Linked DNA regions of Homo sapiens: region 1 is linked to region 2. Evidence: read pairs that join two places in POLR2A ChIA-PET (ENCODE). Cell type or tissue: PC-9. All regions are shown on one strand. Links, peaks and the distances in the headings refer to the core of each region. The heading gives the core; the rest is flanking DNA.

The links. ChIA-PET counts read pairs that join two places held together with the same protein. Peaks named below come from ENCODE experiments on the same cell type or tissue, not always from the same donor. Only the 100,000 strongest peaks of a DNase experiment are listed, where the experiment ranks them.
Region 1: POLR2A ChIA-PET joins it to region 2 with 10 read pairs; 2 of 35 experiments call an interaction of 5 or more read pairs at or near these places.

The regions. Positions count from the first base shown.
Region 1 is chr2:69,775,384-69,784,968 of GRCh38, reverse strand. It overlaps ANXA4 (annexin A4), which reads right to left. Exons shown (of 13, transcript NM_001153.5): 2 at 3,395-3,449. The coding sequence starts at 3,403. Among named protein-coding and RNA genes, the nearest start is that of SMANTIS, 19 kb to the left of the region's middle. In PC-9, for the core only: no CTCF peak of the experiment used is centred there; DNase peaks (open chromatin) are centred at 3,328 and 5,518; H3K27ac peaks cover 3,330 bases.
Region 2 is chr2:69,471,748-69,481,332 of GRCh38, reverse strand. AAK1 (AP2 associated kinase 1) reads left to right here. Exons shown (of 22, transcript NM_014911.5): 19 at 372-473; 20 at 2,272-2,382; 21 at 4,343-4,453; 22 at 5,370-9,585. The coding sequence ends at 5,464. Among named protein-coding and RNA genes, the nearest start is that of NFU1, 39 kb to the right of the region's middle. In PC-9, for the core only: no CTCF peak of the experiment used is centred there; no DNase peak of the experiment used is centred there.

The DNA of each region.
Region 1 (9,585 bases), core at 788-8,787, 300 kb before region 2:
GATTAATCAGTTAAGATGAGGTGATACTGGTGTAGGGTGGGCCCCTAATCCAATACGACTGGTGTCCTTATAAGAAGATGTGGATATGAGAAGACAGAGACATACAAGGGGTGAGCACCGTATGACAAAGGCAGAGATGGAAGTTATGCAGCAGCAAGCCAAGGAATAGCTAGGATTGCCAGCAAACCCCCAGAAGCTAGGAAGAGGCCCAGAAGGCTTCTGCACAGGTGTCAAAGGGAGCATGGCTCTGCTGACACCTTGCTTTGGATTTCTGGCCTCCAGAACTGTGAGGCAATACATTTCTACTATTCTAAGCCATCCAGTTTGTGCTATTAGGTTGGTGCAATTACTTTTGCAAATACTTTATTTTGGCAGCCTCAAGAAACTAACAGAGGCACTTTACTTCTTTTCTTCTATTATATATCAGTAGTAATACGCAAATTGGTGACTTGCTGTCAGAATTCCAACATGGCTGTTGGCCCCAGCATGAGACAGCTTTCTGAGTTGAATGTTTCACAAGGTTCTTTTGGAAATTCCGTATTGAAAAATTTTTGGATGGCACTCAAACACTGCATTCAACTTTTAAGCAAACTGCGTTGCTGTGGGACACTACTATGGATTAGGATTAATATATAACAAGGTGAATCGATAGAGGAATTGGCAAGGGTGGTTCCGTTTATCAGTTAGCATTCTTAATGACTCTTTTTCTCCAAGAAAGAGATCAAGAAATGTGTTCCCTGTTAGCATGATAAATATCCATATTGATTGAATTTCAGAGTATAATAGGCCATTATCCATTCTGGGAAGACAGGGAATTCTGTCCCAAGAGGGCCCATTGTGATAGCAGGCAAAGGAAACAGAGAGGATATAGGAAGGAATGACAAAAATGAATAGATAGAAATAGGTGCCATATCACAATTGATGAAATATTGTTATTACATTAATAATGAAGAAGATACATGCCAAAAAGATCAGAGTACAATACAATGGAATACTAATGAACAATAAAAAGGAATGGAGGAACAAAACTACTGATGCAACAATACGGATGAATTGCAAAAGAATATAATGCCCAGAAAAAGAAGTCAGACACAAAAGAGTACCTACTCTATGATTCAATATATAGGATGTTCTAGAACAGGCAAAACTAACTTATGATAACACTCAGAACAGCAGTTGCATTTCTTGTGTGGAGTGGAGGGTGGGAAGGGGAGTTAATATGAAACGGGCATGGAGGAGCTTCTAGGAATGATAAAATGTCCTACCTTGATATGAGAGTAGGTTATGTGGGTATATATATGTATTTGTCAAAACTTAACGACCAGTAACCTTAAAGGATGTGCATTTCACTATATGCCAATTATACCTCCATAAAACATGTTTTAAAATCTTGAATACAATGATTTAAAAAATATTATAGAGAATTTGGAAAATTTTTTAAAAATTAAGAAGAAAGCTGGGCGCGGTGGCTCACGCCCGTAATCCCAGCACTTTGGGAGGCCGAGGCGGGCAGATCATGAGGTCAGGAGTTCGAGACCAGCCTGGCCAACACAGTGAAACCCTGTCTCTACCAAAAATACAAAAAATTAGTCAGGCGTGGTGGCGAGCGCCTGTAATCCCAGCTACTCAGGAGGCTGAGGCAGGGGAACCGCTTAAACCTACGACGGAGGTGGTAGTGAGCCAAGATCGCGCCACTGCTCTCCAGCCTGGGCAACAGATTGAGACTCTGTCTCAAAAAAAATAAAAATAAAAATAAATTAAGAAGAAAATTAAAACACTCATAACCACTAGAGTAAATAATTTTAATGATATGAAATGTAATATAAACATTACATTATCTCATTAGCATAGAGAAGAGATAAAGCATAAGATCAGAGTGAATAACTTGTTTCCTATTTTCCTATACTAAGTGGGGTACAAGGAAAGCTACAAAACTATTATTTATGCTCTTATTACTCTTATTTAAAAATCATTATACATATGAGTAAGGTCTAAAATTAAAAAATGGCAAATAGTTGGTGTTTCCAATGTTGCGACTGTATAGTGTGATTTTCTTTTTAAAATGTCCTTTATCTGTCAATAAATAATAGTCATGATAGAAAAACAGGTTTTAGGAGGAAAGATGAGAGCAACTGAGGTAATTTTCTCCGAGTGGAAAGCACACAAAGGGCCACTTGATTACAGTCTTCATTTGTAGGAAAGCTGTGAGCCTGCTGAAGACAGGAAGAGCATCTCATTAATTCTGAGTCCTAGTCCCACATCTGCCACAAAGTAGGGGCACCATAAGCATTTCTGAATAAATATTCTCCACGTTGGCTAGGCACAGTGGCTCATGCCTGTAATCCCAGAACTTTGGGAGGCCAAGGTGGGAGGATCGCTTGAGGCCAGGAGTTTGAGACCAGCTTGGGCAACATAGCGAGCCCCTCATCTCTATAAAAAATAAAAATACGTAAATATTTTTAAAAAAATTCTCCATGGCCAGGGAGAATCAATCAGCAAGAAAATGATTTTAAACTAAAGCATGAGAGATTTGGGGCACACATGAATAAGCCTTTGACTGTCAGAGATCATGAAGAAAATTCTGGAATATCTAATGCAAAAGAAATTAAGAGTATATTACTCTTTGTTCAGGATAGTTTACTTTACACACCCATCTTCCTAAAGGAAGGCATCTCAAGCTGTCAGGCTCTCCAGTTCCTCTCTAGGTATAAGATTTCTACTTCTATTATTGCTTCCTCCAGAAGACCACGGATCAGAATTACTTGTCTATTCAGAAACCGTATTTGGGCAAGAGAAGGAGAGCAGATGTCCAGCCTTAGGTACAGCCATGTTTTCAGCTAAGAGGCTCAGCTTCCACCTCAGAGCTGAACTTTACAGAACTCTCAAAGGGATTCAATTCGATGCTTGTTCCAAAGAGCAAATAACCAAGGTCCAAGGTGTCTGATTACTGTCTAAAGCAGGAGGCAGCCAACACACCCATATTGTTAAGAAACACCCCTCTTGATGAGCCTGAAATGATGTGGCTACCTCAGAGTATCGATAGCAGTCCTCTTCAGGTGGTAGAACCTAAAGAATTTTTAGTTTTTCCTTTTTAAATGTTCTAAAATAAACATGTAGCGCTTCTGCAGACAGAAAATTACAACTTGTTTCTATATTCTCAGGATGTTAAAAGAATTCAAAGAATTCTCTCTTTGAATCAGTTTTCAAGGTCAAGTTGCTTACCACCCCTAAAAGAAATTTAAATGATGTTTAGAAATAGACCTGCCTTTTCATGTCCTCCTCCTTCCCCTCTGTTGAGTAAACAATGCTTTGTTTAAGCTAACAGTTGCTGAGCCCACATTCTGTACCTGTTGGCAGCTGGCACCAGATAGGGTTGAGGTATTTCACAACTTACCATGGCCATGACTCTAGGTCAAGATCAGAGTTCAGCCACCCAAGCAGAAGTTCTTCTGTGATAAAAGCAGAGGGGAAATTACTGTGATGAAGGAAATGGCATTAAAATCATTAATCAGGATAACTTGCAGTTTGCATGAAGCTAAGCCATGAGGAAATGACACCCAACTTAATCAAAAGGCCAGTTACTGATTAGCCAAAGATACAAGGAATGGGCTAATTAGAGAAACTGTTAAAAAAAGTCAACTTTATCACACTGGTAAAATATTTTCCCACCTGTTCTTCTGTTTGGAGATACACACTACAGAAAGGATTCCTATTGTTTTGTTAGGTTAAGTACCAATACTTGTACTCAAGCTGGACACAGATTCTGAACTGAATGTTACAGCAGATCAGAAGAGGTTCCCCCTTTGAGAAAAGAGATAATCCAACTGCATCAGAGGAAAGTACAGCATACCAGCCTCCCCTCTGTGTGTGCATCTGTGTGAGTGTGTTTGTGTGTGTGTAATGACAGGCCGGCAGCCCAACCAACATTAGAATCTTTTCGTTTCCCAGTGGCGATTTTCACCGCCACCATTCTAGGATTAAAGATTTTCTTCCCTTTAAGCTGCAGGCTTATACACTCAACTTTGTCCTCGGTTTTCAGCACCCCCTCTTTCATCATCATCACACATTTTTTTCAGTTGTTCAGAATGCAAGAAATGTCTTCACTGTAGTCTAGGACTCTTGTGGAGTTCTCATGACACATAAACAGTCCCCTAATGGCAGCCCACCACCTCCTATTCCCATATCTAAGTCATATAAACAAGGCACCTTCTCTTTTCTTGTTTTTTTGAGTCAGGGTCTCCCTCCATTGTCCAGGCTGGAGTGCAGTGGTGCAATCATAGCCCTCTGCAGCCTCGAACTCCTGGACTCAAGCGATCCTCCTGCCTCAGCCTCCCGAGTCACTGGGACTACAGGTGCGAACCACCTGGATAAGGCTCCTCTTCTCAGAGTTTAGTTAGATCCTTGATACTCAAAGAGTCATCCTAGAACCAGGAGTACATGCATTCCTGGGAACTTGTTAAAAATGCAGAACCTGGCTGGGCGTGGTGGCTCACGCCTGTAATCCCAGCACTTTAGGAGGCTGAGGCAGGTGGATCATTTGAGGTCAGGAGTTTGAGACCAGCCTGGCCCACATGGTGAAACCCCATCTCTACTAAAAATATAAAAATTAGCTGGGGGGTAGTGGCACACGCCTGTAATTCCAGATACTTGGGAGGCTGAGGCAGGAGAATCACTTGAGCCTGGGAGGTGGAGGTTGCAGCGAGCCAAGATCATGCCACTGCACTCCAGTCTGGGTGACAGAGTGAGACACTGTCTCAAAAGAGAGAGATAGAAAAAAAGCAGAATCTCAGGTCCCTACCCCACACCTACTCCCAGAATCTGCATTTTTACAAGATTCCCCAAACATTTGCCTGCACAGTAGTTTGAAAAGCACTGGTCTAGATAATCTGACCAAGCAGTGTGCCTTTTGATGATAACTAAGTCCTTCTTAACCCACCTGATTACCATTTAGGCCTTGTTTGATCACATTTGCTTTTTACCTTCCAGTTTCATTCTTCCTGTTTCCCATCATTCATTGCCGACTTACCCCCTATTACCTGGGGGTTCAACTAAGGGGAGAACCAACTAGTCCTGGGACACACCCTGAGCAAAGGTACAGAGGTGGGAATGAGCTGCAGTTTCAGGAATAATGAGGAAATGCGGGAGTGACAGCAGAGGGCTCATTCCAGGGAAGGCTCAGAAACAAGGTTGGAAAAGCCAAAGTGAACTGAATGGTATGGGCCTTGCACGGCCGGCTGAGGAGTCTGGCTACAGAATACCATAGGTCATGGGAATACTGTGGAAAGTTTTTTGTTATTTGCAGACAAATGCCATAATAAAAGAAAAGCTTTAACAAGGTACTGTACTTTACTATAGGGTAAACTGGAAAGAGAGAGACTGGAGTGAGAGAGAAGGAGTTAAGAAGGCTTGAGAGACAGCTACAGGAACAGATGGGTAGAGGCAAAAGCTTGGGCAGGGTGTGGCACTGGAATATGATATATGGGGGATGTCTGGAAGGAAGACTTTATCAGAAGTAGTGACTCATGGACTGTGTAGATTTACTCATTCAATCACCAAATGTTCCTACATGACCTCTCACAGCACCTCTCCAGGCACTGATAGAGATAATGCAGTGGATAAGACAATGAACCTGCTGTCAAGGCATTTATAGTCTACCAGGAGAGATAGACGACACATTTATTTATTTTATTTTATTTTTTACATAACTAGACATCTTTATCTTTTGACAAATAGCTTTTACAAACATAATTTTCAAGCTCTTTCCACAATATAAATCATTACTTGGCTCCCCTTATTTCATTAAAAAAAAAAGGATTCATTCTGACTTCTCTTTCCTTTTTTTTTTTTTTTTTTTTTTTTTTGAGGCAGAGTGTTGCTCTGTTGCCCAGGCTAGAGTGCAGCGGTGCAATCTTGGCTCACTGCAACCTCTGCCTCCCAGGTTCAAGCGAGTCTTCTGTCTCAGCCTCCCTGGTAGATGGATTACAGATGGATTACAGGCATGTATCACCATACCCGGCTAATTTTTGTATTTTTAGTACAGACAGGATTTCACCATATTGGCCAGGCTGGTCTTGAACTTCTGACCTCAAGTGATCTGCCCACCTCAGCCTCCCAAAGTGCTGGGACTACAGGCATGAGCCATCACACCTGGCCCTCTGATTTCTCTTTTTTTTTTTTTTTTTTTTTTTTTTTTGAGACAGAGTTTCACTCTCGTTGCCCAGGCTGGAGTGCAATGGCACGATCTTGGCTCACTGCAACCTCCGCCTCCCGGGTTCAAGTGATTCGCCTGCCTCAGCCTCCCGAGTAGCTGGGATTACAAGCATGTGCCGCCATGCCTGGCTAATTTTGTATTTTTAGTAGAGACAGGGTTTCTCCATGTTGGTCAGGCTGGTCTCGAACTCCCGACGTCAGGTGATCTGCCCGCCTCGGCCTCCCAAAGTGTTGGGATTACAGGCGTGAACCACCGCGCCCAGCCCAACTTTACTTTCTAAATGCCAGATATACATCAACCAGGCCTTTTCTGACTCCAGAGACAGTTGACTTGGTGACAGTATTGATATCCACTGTAGAGATGCATTGTAACTTGGCTAACTCTAATTAGTTCTGATATTAACAGGCCCAGCATAGGCTGCTAAAACCCTTTGACAATTTTAAAATATATTTTTAACTCTTACTTATAACTTCTATTCAACCTCTTTGCCACCAACAACAAATTTTAGAACGAATAAATAAGATAATTTCTGATTTCGGCGAGATGATGAAAATATAACAGGATGATAGCACAGAGCAAGGGTCGGCAAACCACAGTAGCTCATGGGTGAAATCCTGCTTTTGTACAACCTACAAGCCAAGAATGTCTTTATATTTTTAAATAATTGACCAGAAAATCAAATAAGGGATATTTTATTACATGTGAAAATTGTACAAAATTCAAACTTCGAAGACTTATTGGAACAGTCACACGTGTTTGTTTATATTTTGTCTGTGGCTACTTTCAAGCTACAACAGCAGAAATGAGTAGTTGTGACAGAGACCATGTGGCCCAGGAAGCTAAGAATATTTATTATCTGGCCCTTCACAGAAAACATTTGCTGACCCCTGACATGGAGGATGACAGGATCAGGTTACCAGGAAGAAGCTGGCCTGGGCAGGGCGATCCGGAAGGCATCTCTGAGTTGACATCTGAACTAAGACCTGAATGAAGGGAAGGGGCTAGCCGTTCAAAATTCTGAAGGAGAACTCTTTCAGGTAGCTGGAGCAGTCAGTGCAAAGGCCCTGCAGCAGAAATTGGCTTACTGTGTTTGAAGGATGGACAAAAGCATTGTGAACAAGGGCAAGAGTGGCATGAGATGAAGATGCAGTCAGGCCATATAATATTGTGACTTAGAGTAAGGGATATACACCTGTTCTCCTCCTGTTCCTGGTACATAACTCCTAAATCCCTTGGAATTTTGTAAGCGATAAGAACAATAAGGGTGAAAGGAGCATCTTTTGTTATTCATAACAAGCCCGGTTAACCGCACCTGAGTTCATGTTAATGAGGGGACGTCTGGAAAGCCCCCAGATAACTATAGGATGGGGGGCTGGTTGCCCTGGTAAACAAACTCTGTGATTAAAGAGTTGGAATTTTCAGCCCAACCTCTCACCTCAGGGGAGGAGAGAAGGGCTGGAGATTGATTTCATCACCAATGGCCAATGATTGGATCAATCATGCCTATGTAACAAAGACTCCATAAAAACCCAAAGGACAGTGGGAAATAGGGAGTGGAGGGGTTGAAGAGCTTCCAGGTTAGTGAACATATGGAGGTGCTGGGAAGACGTGCGCCTGGAGAGGCCGTGGAAGCTGTGAGCCCCTCCCCACGTGCCCCACCCTATGCATTCTTCCATTTGGCTGTTCCTGATCTGTAGCTCTTTATCATAAACTGATAATCCAGTAAGTAAACTGTTTTCCTGAGTCCTGTGAGCCATTCTAGCAAATGATGAAAGTCAACAGGGGGTCATGGGAACCTCTGATTTCTAGCCATTCCATCAGAAGCACAGGTGACAAGCTGGACTTGACACTGGCATCTGAAGTGGTGGAGGACTGTGGGACTGATCCCTTAACCCAAGCTTGTCCAACCTGTGGCTCGTGGGCCACATGTGGCCCAGGACAGCTTTGAATCTGGCTCAACACAAATTCATAAACTTTATTAAAACATTATGAGATTTTTTGCAATTTTTTTTTCTCATGAGCTATTGTTAGTGTTAGTGTATTTTATGTGTGGTCCAAGACAATTATTCTTCTTCCAATGTGGCCCAGGGAAGCCGAAAGATTGGACACCCCTGCCTTAACCAGTGGGGTCTGTGCTAACTTGATAGTGTCAGAATTTAGTTAAATTGTGGCACACCCAGTTGGTGTCCAAAGAGAACTGAAGAACTGCTTGATGCTTGATGTGGGAACCCCCACCCCACCCCCTCACCCATCACATCTGGTGCTAGAAGTGAAAAAGTGTTAAAGTATAAGGAAAAATAGTTTGTTTTCCTATACAATTGGTGTCAGAAGTGGGATTTGCTAGAATGGCCCTGGCTTGCAGAAATATGTGGTTTGGGAAGAGAAAGAACAAAAGGGTTGGGGATGAGAAACTTTGATTCCTGGGTGGCCACATGGTCATGAGATAGGCAGGCTGGTGGGTTCCCTATTTTTAAATGGTCTGGGCCAGGCATGGTGGCTCACGCCTGTAATTCCAGCACTTTGGGAGGCTGAGGTGGGTAGATCACCTGAGGTCAGGAGTTTGAGATCAGCCTGGCCAACATGGTGAAACCCTATCTCTAATAAAAATATAAAAATTAAGCTGGGCATGGTGGTGAGTGCCTGTAATCCCAGCTACTCAGGAGGCTGAGGCAGGAGAATCATGTGAACCCCCAGAAGTGGAGGCTGCAGTGAACCAAGATTGCACCACTGCACTCCAGCCTGGGCAACAGAGTGAGACTCTGTCTCAATAAATAAATAAATAAATAAATAAATAAAATAAAAATAAATAAAATGGCCTGGAAGAAAATGATAGAAGCCATTCACTCAAGCTTTAACTTATCTAACTCTCAGCCAATTAATAACAAAAGACCCAAGAAGCTTATTAACCACGAGTTCCTATTTCAGGGGGCTGGGGACTTCCCTGGAGCCCTGCATGCATAGCTAGACTTAAAGTCCAACCTACAGTTACCCTTCCTCATTTTAAGGCTAAAAATGCATGGGGTGGAGATTTAAAATACTAATGTTGCATATGATGCATGAAGAAGCATGAGTGCTAGAAAAGCCTCTCCTATACATGCTCTGATGTAACCCTTTCCCATGGAAAGACCCTATAAAACTAACCCACACACTATCCTCCGATAGCAGTCTGTTTCTTTTCCTTTCTCAGCACTGGCTCCCTTGTGCATGAGCCAAAACAAACTTTCTCTTTGCTGCTATGTATGGTGATTGCTCTTGATTTCTATCCTGGGTGATTACAAGAACCCATGGCATTGGTAACAGCCACTCATGGTACGGAGTAGCATACCATGCTGAGATCTGTTAGTAAAGGTAAAAGCTACCCCAAGGTGTTGGCT
Region 2 (9,585 bases), core at 1,165-9,164:
TTTGTTTATGAGAACTGATCATTAGTGAGACTGGCCACAGTATTTAACCTTGCACATGCATGCTCAGTGAAGCCTAGACATTCAGAGCAGCAGAAATAAAGTAACTTATTTTTCTTTCCACCTTGCCTGAGACTGGCATTTTAGAGACCTGTTAAAAGAAAGTCTTCACATGGCTGGGTGCAGTGGCTCACACTTGTAACCACAGGACTTTGGGAGGCCAAGGTGGGATAGATCGCTTGAGCTCAGGAGCAAGACACCATCTCAAAAAATGAGAATTAAAAAAAAAGAAGAAAGCTTCACAGAATTTCCTAAAGAAACTTCTGACTCCCTTTCCCTTACCCTTTCCTCTTCTTAATGCTCTGTTACGAAAGAAAAAGCTGATGTTGCTGTTGAGAGTCTCATACCAGGACTGGAGCCCCCAGTTCCCCAGCGCCTCCCATCTCAGACGGAATCTGTGACCTCGAATCGCACAGGTCAGTCAGGTGTCTCTGCAGCTGCAGGGACTGGTCGGTGTGGTGAACCTCTGAGCCAGTCTTTTCACCTGGCTCAGTCGTTCCTGGGCTTATTTTGAAGCCCAGGTAGTTCCTCCTGAAATGGACACTCTGAATTGTCACAGCCCCGGCTTCTAGATGTTGAGTGATATATTTCCTTGCTAAAGAACTGAGTACTTTTTGGAGCCATGTTCTCTGTGGAGTGATCTCTGGGCTTTCTCTGGTTACAGTATTTCTTTATTCAAAATTCTTTTCACTGGTGGTGGGATCCCTCTATGTCCTTAATTAAAGAACTCTGCCGAGCTGTAAGGATACCCTTAACCCTCCAGATTGCTGTACATCTTTCCAGTCTGCCAATGCCAGTGATGTCCGTGGAGCTCATCTTCTATATATTGATGTTCCGTTCCCAGCACAGTGCTTTAATCCTGTATAGGTAATTTGCTGTAAAATTGTAGGCAAAGTTGAAGTCTTCCCTAGATGTAGTATTACTTGTACCCTAATTTCAAAATTCAGTCTTAATAGAATTTCTTAACTGCCCACAAATACAGATTTGGTAACCTTCTTCTTTTTTTTTTTTTTTTGTCCATAATTCCCTTGATAAAAGTATCTGGTTTTCAAACTTGGATAGAAACAATTAGAAGCCTAGGAAATGTGAGGATAAATTCATGCAGGTGAAAAAAAAATTACCTCCAAAGACATTATGATTTATTTTCCTTATCCTCATTTGAATGTTTTCTCCTAGAAAACTTCTCAGAAAACAATCCCTGTGTTAAAATGCTTAAACTCAGGCTGGGTGCCTTGGCTCACACCTGTAATCCCAGCACTTTGGGAGACTGAAGTGGGCGGATCACCTGAGGTCGGGAGTTTGAGACCAGCCTGACCAACATGGAGAAACGCCGTCTCCACTAAAAATACAAAATTAGCCGGTTGTGGTAGCGCATGCCTGTAATCCCAGCTACTCAAGAGGCTGAGGCAGGAGAATCGCTTGAACCCAGAAGGCAGAGGTTGCGGTGAGCCAAGGTCGTCCCACTGCACTCCAGCCTGGGAGCTGGAGCGAGACTCCGTCTCAAAAAGAAACTTAAACTCTGAGTTTTTGTCTTGGTTTTCTGAAGTCAAAATCATGTTCAAAGGGCCAATTTCAATGTAAAGAATACTAGCTAGAGGCATTGTGGGTGGGAACCTGGTTGAGTTCTAGAAGGTACTGTTTAATCTTGTCACATTCTGCTAATAATAAGCCAGAGGCAACCCTCTCCTAATCAGTTTGGATACTTTGTCCTATAGTAACTTCCTTCTATGAGTGTTTAGGGAAAGTTTAAGTGAAACTCTAATTGTAAAGTTTTTTCTCCCAAATGGCATTCACTAAGAACTGAGGTGCTAAAGTTAGCTCAGCATCCAAATCACAGACCTATTTAACCAGCAACCTCTGAGCAAAAAATTATCCTCTATTTCTATGTTAATGTTAAGAGGAATCTAGAAAGACATGTTTCTATAGATGAAAATCCAGAAGCCTCCACACATTTCTTTTGGTTTTCATTCTCCCACTTTGGCTTGTATGTGTAACGTGTAAATGCAGTAACTTAAAAGCTAAGATCTAATCTCATGATACAGATGAAAATCCAGAAGGCTCCACACATTTCTTTTGGTTTTTATTCTCCCGCTTTGGCTTTTATGTGTAACGTGTAAATGCAGTAACTTAAAAGCTAAGATCTAATCTCATGATATTGTTGTGTGTGCCACTTAATGCCATCACTGACCTGGGATGCTGTTAATCTGGACTCAGATTCTCTCACCGGGGAAGATTCCCTGCTTGATTGCTCTCTGCTCTCTAACCCTACTACTGACCTTCTGGAAGAGTTTGCCCCCACAGCAATCTCTGCTCCAGTCCATAAAGGTAAATGCTTTCTTCTTCTCAGGCCCACATGTGTCCTTAGAGGGGAAAGAACTAAACAACTTTTGAAAGTTTTTCTTATCAAAAGTCTTTACTAGTGAAGTTTTAAAACTACCTCCTTGTATGGAAAACTTGAGTATCTCCTAGATACTGTGTTATAATACCTCTCAGTGAGAATATTTACTAAGACTTAGACGACCGGCCAGTTGTGGTAGCTCAGGCCTGCAATCCCAGCACTTTGGGAGGCTGAGGTGGGAGGATCACTTGAGCCTAGGAATTTGAGACCAGCCTGGACAACATACGGAGTCTCAGTCTCTACAAAAAAATTTTTTAATTAGCCAGCCATGGCAGCATGCACCGGTGGTACCAGCTTCTCGGGAGACTGAGGTGGGATGATTGCTTGAGGCCCGGAGGGCAAAGCTGCAGTGAGCCATGATCGCACCACTGCACTCCAGCCTGGGCAGCAGAGCAAGACTCTGTCTAAAAAAACAAAAAAAATAGCAGACAGGTACTAAAAATAAATAAAATTAAATCTGAAAAAAGCCCTAGACAACAGATTGGTGAAAGTATTGCTTTCTGGCAAGAACATAGAATGCAGATATTCCATGTTACCTTTAAGAGCTAGATACCTTTGCAGTCAATTCAAGTAGATGGTTGAAGTGACTATCTACTGCCTGCCTATAATGATCATATGATGCTTGTTGGCCTTAGAATGTAAAATGGTTTTATCATATCTGATTCAAAGTTATTGCATAGTGATGACTGCAATAAAGAAATAAGCATCTTTCCTCAAAAGTCAGTCCTTGCAAGGTTGAACTTGTAGAAGTTTTGAATTTTAGTTCACCTTCAAGTCATGATTGGTTACTGGATTTCTCTTTCTAATCTACTATTTTCATTTTTCAGTCTTGGGTTAATAGTGGTCTGAAATCCTGGACAGAGGTAGCTTGAATCAGATTCTATTCAATGAGCAGTTTGTGACAGTGTCAGGCTCAATGCCTGGCTTACTTTGTTACTGAACTTTCTGTGATTGGGTAGTGAAAGTAGTCTTCTGGAAAGAGAAAATGTGTAGAAAAGAAAGAGCTTAAGTCCCTTCAGGAGAAAATTCAAGAAGGAAGCCTCCCCAGAATGACTAAAAATAATCACCTCTGTGGTTTGCAATGGTAATAGCTGAGTTTTTGTTTTTACCCGTGATGACATTAAAATGATTATGTTTTTATAGATTATGTAGAGGGAAGTTACCTATTTAGACAGTGATGTCTGGCAGGAGTATGTCAGCAGCAATGTAGAATTACAGAGAAGCATCATTTGCAAAATAAGTGCTCAGCCAGCACTTGCTTGCTGTTAGGGTAGCTTTAATTAGAATGGAGAAGACTATTCTAACAAACTTCTACTTGAGGCCTCAGTGCGTGTGATCTTGTGCCTCAGCGTTCCCTGAGGCTTCTGAGTTGTTTCAGTGTCTTTTTTTCCCAGTCACAGTGCAGTGAGTCCTTCCAGCAGTATTTTGTTTGCATTATATACAGTGGTTACTTCTTAAAGAGCCACCAATTCTCTTCCTCCTCCCCTGCCCTGCCCCCAAGCCCCGGTTTTGAGTTTTTCAAATATTGTTTGGCCTCTGTTCCCTCAGTGAAGACAAGTGACTTATTCCTATGCCTTTGTGGATTAGTGACAATGAAGAGATACCTCACAATAATTATAATTAATGTCTTATAAATAATAGAATTCTTCCAAGAACCCTTTTCCCTAATCATTATAAAAGTCAACATGGCCAACTCTAAAGCATTTTTTTCTATATCTCTGTATTTTCCAGTTTTGCTATTTTTATTTCAACTCAGAAAGATAAATCCTTTCACCTTTGAAAATAACAGGGCTGTACAGTTGAGATCTTTGTGCCTCTTTCACATTCTCTCATTTGCTAATCTCTGCCTCTGTTGTTTCTGCTTGTGTACTTGCATTCTGTATTAAGCTGCAGAAGATAGTAATCTCATCTCAGGTTTTGATGTCCCTGAGGGCTCGGACAAGGTGGCTGAAGATGAGTTTGACCCTATTCCTGTATTGATAACCAAAAACCCACAAGGTAAGAAAAAGGATGGGGAAAAGAGAAGAGCTTGGCCTCAGTTCTCTTCAAAATAGTCATGCACCTAATCTGCAAGGGGGAAGAAAAGCATCAACATTTAATGAAGGACATTGGGTGTAATGAGAATCATTGTAGGCTGGACCAATAGAGATAGATAGAGATAGGTATCTTTAAAGTTTGACCGTGGTGTTTATTTAGAGAGAAGTCTTTAACAGTTGGCCAAAAGTTAGTTTTTACCATGAAGCCAAAAGCAAAATGATCTTTAGTCAGTGGAAACCTGAAGGTATATATCAAAAGCACATCACATTTTTTATCATGATTAGAATAATCCATAATAAATATTTTTCCCAAAGAGATTAACAGCTGTGTTTTGGTATCATTCACATCTTTTTGACATTAATGGAGCATCCTTTTTCAACTTTGATGGAGGAAAATCATGTGAACATGCCATAAAACACTAAATTACCATGGGACCATCTATTTATTTTTTAAAGCATGTTCTTATTGCAGTATCTTAATAACTAGTTTCTCCCCAAAGCAAAAATTATTGATTTTTACTTTATCAAAGGGAGATGGCTTGATATTATCAGGAAGTTGGTATATAGCCAGCAATTCTCAACCAAAAAAAGTATTGATTTGAAAATAGTGCCCTCTTTGCAAGATGTCCTACCTATACTGTGGTGTGCACAGAGTGCCTGAGCTTTTGGTGGGAGGTGGTGGACAGCTAACTTACATGTTTCAAAATCAACGTGTAAGGGTTTGCAAATGTAAAATATTGCTTCTCTAGGGTTTGGTTTTTTTGGTTTTTTTTTGTTTTGGTTTTGGTTTTGGTTTGGTTTTTCTTCTTTGCTTGCTCTGCACATCTAAACCTTAACCCTCTATGTTTTGTACTGAATTCCTATCTCTCCACTTCCAGGTGGGCACTCTAGAAACAGCAGTGGGAGCTCTGAGTCCAGTCTTCCCAACCTAGCCAGGTCTTTACTGCTGGTGGATCAGCTCATAGACCTGTAGCCGTGACCCAGTAGCAGATGCAGTTCTGTAACCTTCATACCGTAAAATACATTTTCATTACGGAGTTATGAAAAAAATGATTTTTTTAAAAAAATCTGCAAATAAGGGGCCCTCCAGCCCTTTTCTCCTACCCCTTGCCTTCTCCTGTAGAAATGATAAGGAAAGAAAATCACTTTGGCCCTCCAGATATTCCTTGGCCAGTTCCTCCTTGTTAGTTTGCTGTGTTTTCTCATTACCCTTCTTCAATAGCATTATCTTAAATCAAGCACTAGATGCCATGAGCTTCACCTCTGCTGGAATCAACTCCACCAAAAGCTTAACTGTAACTGAAACTAGTGAATTGACACTTTTGTCTCGTTCTTGCTAGGAATGGCCTCCCAGATCAATTCTCCCAACCCCCGTCTCCTTTGGCCAGATGCTGATGAATGTATTTCCCTGTTTTTGCTTTTTATCCTGATGCATTATCATGAGGACATGGCTACTTCAGTTGGTCTTAACTCTAGGCAGTAGCCTGGAGATGGGTGTGTGGTTTAAGAAAGGGTAAAACTTACTGACTGGTAGTATATATTTGAGAAGAGAAATTGAGCCCAGCTCTAGCCAACCAACTTTGACCTTGTTTGATCATAGACTTAGCCAAGGGATTTTACACCCCATGCAACCTGCCCAGCATTCGTCCAGCTTTCTGGCTTCCATTGAACCGTGATTTCTCAGATCTGGAGACGTGACTGCAAGTATTTGAGATCCTTGGATACAATGTGTACGTTATATAAATCCCAAGTATTGCCATTCCTTTTCATGTTAACTGTTCCAAGTGGGATCTCAGAATTAGACCAAAACAAGACGGTGGTAATATGATACCTTTTATTAGAAGACTTTTCACTGGGGCGGGGGTGGGGGGAGGATGGGGAGGGGAAGGAATTGTAGCAGAAACAGATGTATTTTTCTTGTGATTTTTATTTTGAATCAAATATTGTAAATTGTGTATAAATGAAGATGCTGAATAGTTCTGTTTCCACTTGGCATTTCAAGTCTGATATCAGGTGTCTGTACAGGGTTTTGATTTCTTTCCCTTGTATAACTACACAACAATCCTACAGTGTAACATATGGAATCATTTTGAATAGACTTGTGTGCTATAAGCTTTCAGCAGGTCCTCTGTCTCTAGAATAAGCATGTTGTTTATTTTCAGATAATCAGAAATAAGTGTGCTGACAAGCTGGACACAATCTGGGTGTGCCCAGCTTACCTTTCTTTCTGATGTTTAAATTGAAGGCTGCAGCCAATGGAATATGTTCAGCTGGTTTTCCTTGGCTTCCTAGATTAAAAAAAAATAATAAAGCATAGTTCTTTATTAACTTTAGGATATTGTTCATAAAATAAATAAAGGCCCCTGCACTAACATGACAACATGCCTCATGGTCACCCTCTCTATATGTACTTACTCATTAAAGTGTATTTTATTTCCTTATGTGGAAAGCACTTTTATAAAATCACCCTTTTGAAAAGAAGTGGGCACAGAGAACCCCACTCCTGTTCTTTTCCTCTAGTGCCATTGTCCATCATCAAAAGGGAAACTCTTAGTTAATCAGATCTGTACAAATAAAATTCCAAGTCCATTTGCTTGTTTTGCTATCTAGTACTTTTGTTTCTTCTTCCTCACATTTGCACTTTATGGGGGAAAAAAGTTTAACAGCAACAACAGCCTATAAAACACTGCATTCTGGAGGGCAAGGTTTGACCCTAGGAATGTGCGAGTAGCCTTTGAAAGGCATTGGAGGAAAAGTCTGAATCTTCCAGCCTTCCTTCTGTCTTTAAATACTTCCCGTGCTGGCTGAAACAAGATGAGCTAGGTAAAGGCCTCTAGTTGAATAACAGACCATTTCCAAAACTGAGAGAGGCACAAGCTTCCTGCCGAGGATTAAAAAGCAAAAGATATCCACGAAGGGCTCTCTGTGGTTGGATAGCAGTGAAAATAGGACTTGGTTTACCCCTTTATGGACAGGAAAATTGCTGCAGGTCAGAATTGTATTCTCTTTCCTGGACATAGAAAGAATGTATAAATTAATGAAGGAAATGTTTATTTTTAAATAAGAATAATGTTTGAGTTCTATGTTTTCATATTTGATTTTTTTCGTATATACATGTTAGAAATATAATGAAATATCTAGTTTCTCAATTTAATTGAAACTATGAAGAGTACAGTTTAGAAATTAGGTATCTCTAAATTGTTCTTTTCATATATTACCCATAATTACATTGAAATATATTATCTAGTCATTTGGCTCAGTAAAGCTTAATGGAGGCAGTTAATGAAAATGAGCAGACTAGAAGCCAGAGACGGCAGTAGAAGCCTAAGGGAGATAATGACAAGAAATTGTCTTGGGCTTATTTAGAGTAAGGCCTCCTCAAAGGGGAGAACTATTTTTCTGTTAAGGAACACATATGAGTGCTTTGGTAAACGGAGCCTTCCTTGGTTTAGAGCATCATCCCTGAGCTGAAAGAGTTTATTTGAGTTGAGCATAGTGTCCTGGTACCTGTGGAATCATAGCCTGAGCTACAAAGGGACCTTTGAGACCATCCTCTAGTCCACCATCCTCTTCATTTTACAGGTGTGGGACCTGAGCTGGATTGAACAGGGTCGGGGGAGAAGAGGCCTGGGCAGGACAGGCCACCTGGGATCTCATCCTGGCCCTTGCCAGCCACTGGCTGAGTGACCTTCAGCAGGCACTTCACCTCTCAGAGTTGCTGTTCCTTAGAGTTATACGATGGGTTTGGACTAGATGGTCTTTAAGATTATAGAAGTATAGGGTCCTAAGTATATATTATTATATTGAGAAGGGCTATGAAGGATTTATATAATCCTGATGTTCTTCAGTTATCTTCTGTAGTTCCTGCTATTACGGTAGCAGTGTTTACATTTTAAAGAATTATAATGGGCTTTTACTAACTTGCTCTTTCTTGATTATCTGAATAGAAGCCTAAATCATAATCTTAGAGATTTTCCTTTTTAAGTATTACAGAAACACATGCGTGGACACACACCTACCTATTCTAATAAAATGGTATCAGAAGATTTCTTTTTAAATGTATAATCAGGCATCTACCAGTTTAAAACGGGCAAATACTATAAGCATATGTTTCTGATTTGCTTTTATTCCAGCTATGTAAGAGGAGTAACTATAGCAGAAAACATGACAAATTGATTTTTCCCTTTACAACATTCAAATGAGTCCCAATGTTTTCAAAAATACATACCTCAGAGGAGATAAGGCTTAAGTGGACACTTCTAAGTATGATTATAATTATTATAATTAATGATTTCTTTAGCAGACATATCAGAATTTTGACATCTAATTAAGTGTTGTTCCCCTCAATGTCATCTAGTTTTACTTAAGAAGTTAATACTTATTCTAATGATGCTGCCATCCTTAAAGTTATTTTTGAAACTCCTCTCCTTAGAAATAATATCAAGGAAGGTAATAAGGTATAAGAAAATCAGCTATATTATTTAATTAGTATCACTTTGAGAAAGCACCTGGAAGTATATTCTTTCTTTGTCTACTTTTTCTACTACTCTTGGTTCTGAGTAACATTTAGCCATTTCCAGAAAGCAAATTCAACCCTGTAAGATGAAGAGTGGTTACTGTTGAAGACAGTAAAAAGGATAATCCACAAAAAATTCTCAGAGAGGACCTTATAATAGAAAGTGAACATGATTAAGACTTAATTTCTGTAATTTTCTGAATAAGGAAACTTCTGTGATTCCTTAGTCTTTAGAATGGTTTAAAACATTGAAAGATATGGGTATTAAAACACCTCTGAAAGAAGTTGTCACTTTGTTCAGTGTTATTTGATATTGGACTTCGCTCTTCCTGAATTAGAATTACACAACTTGGATTGCTAATACTTGTGGAAAAACAAACCCAAGAAACGAACTACTTTCTCAAGATGTAATATTTGTTTTATTATTAATACTTTTGGTTGTTTTGATTACTTATTTCCTACTCTCCTGACAGATAATTGATCAACCAATATAACCTTCCCCAGGTTAGGAACAGTTCTGCCTTCAGCAGTGCTGTGGGAATGAAGGGATCTTTGGGGCTGACAGCCTATGATGTGGA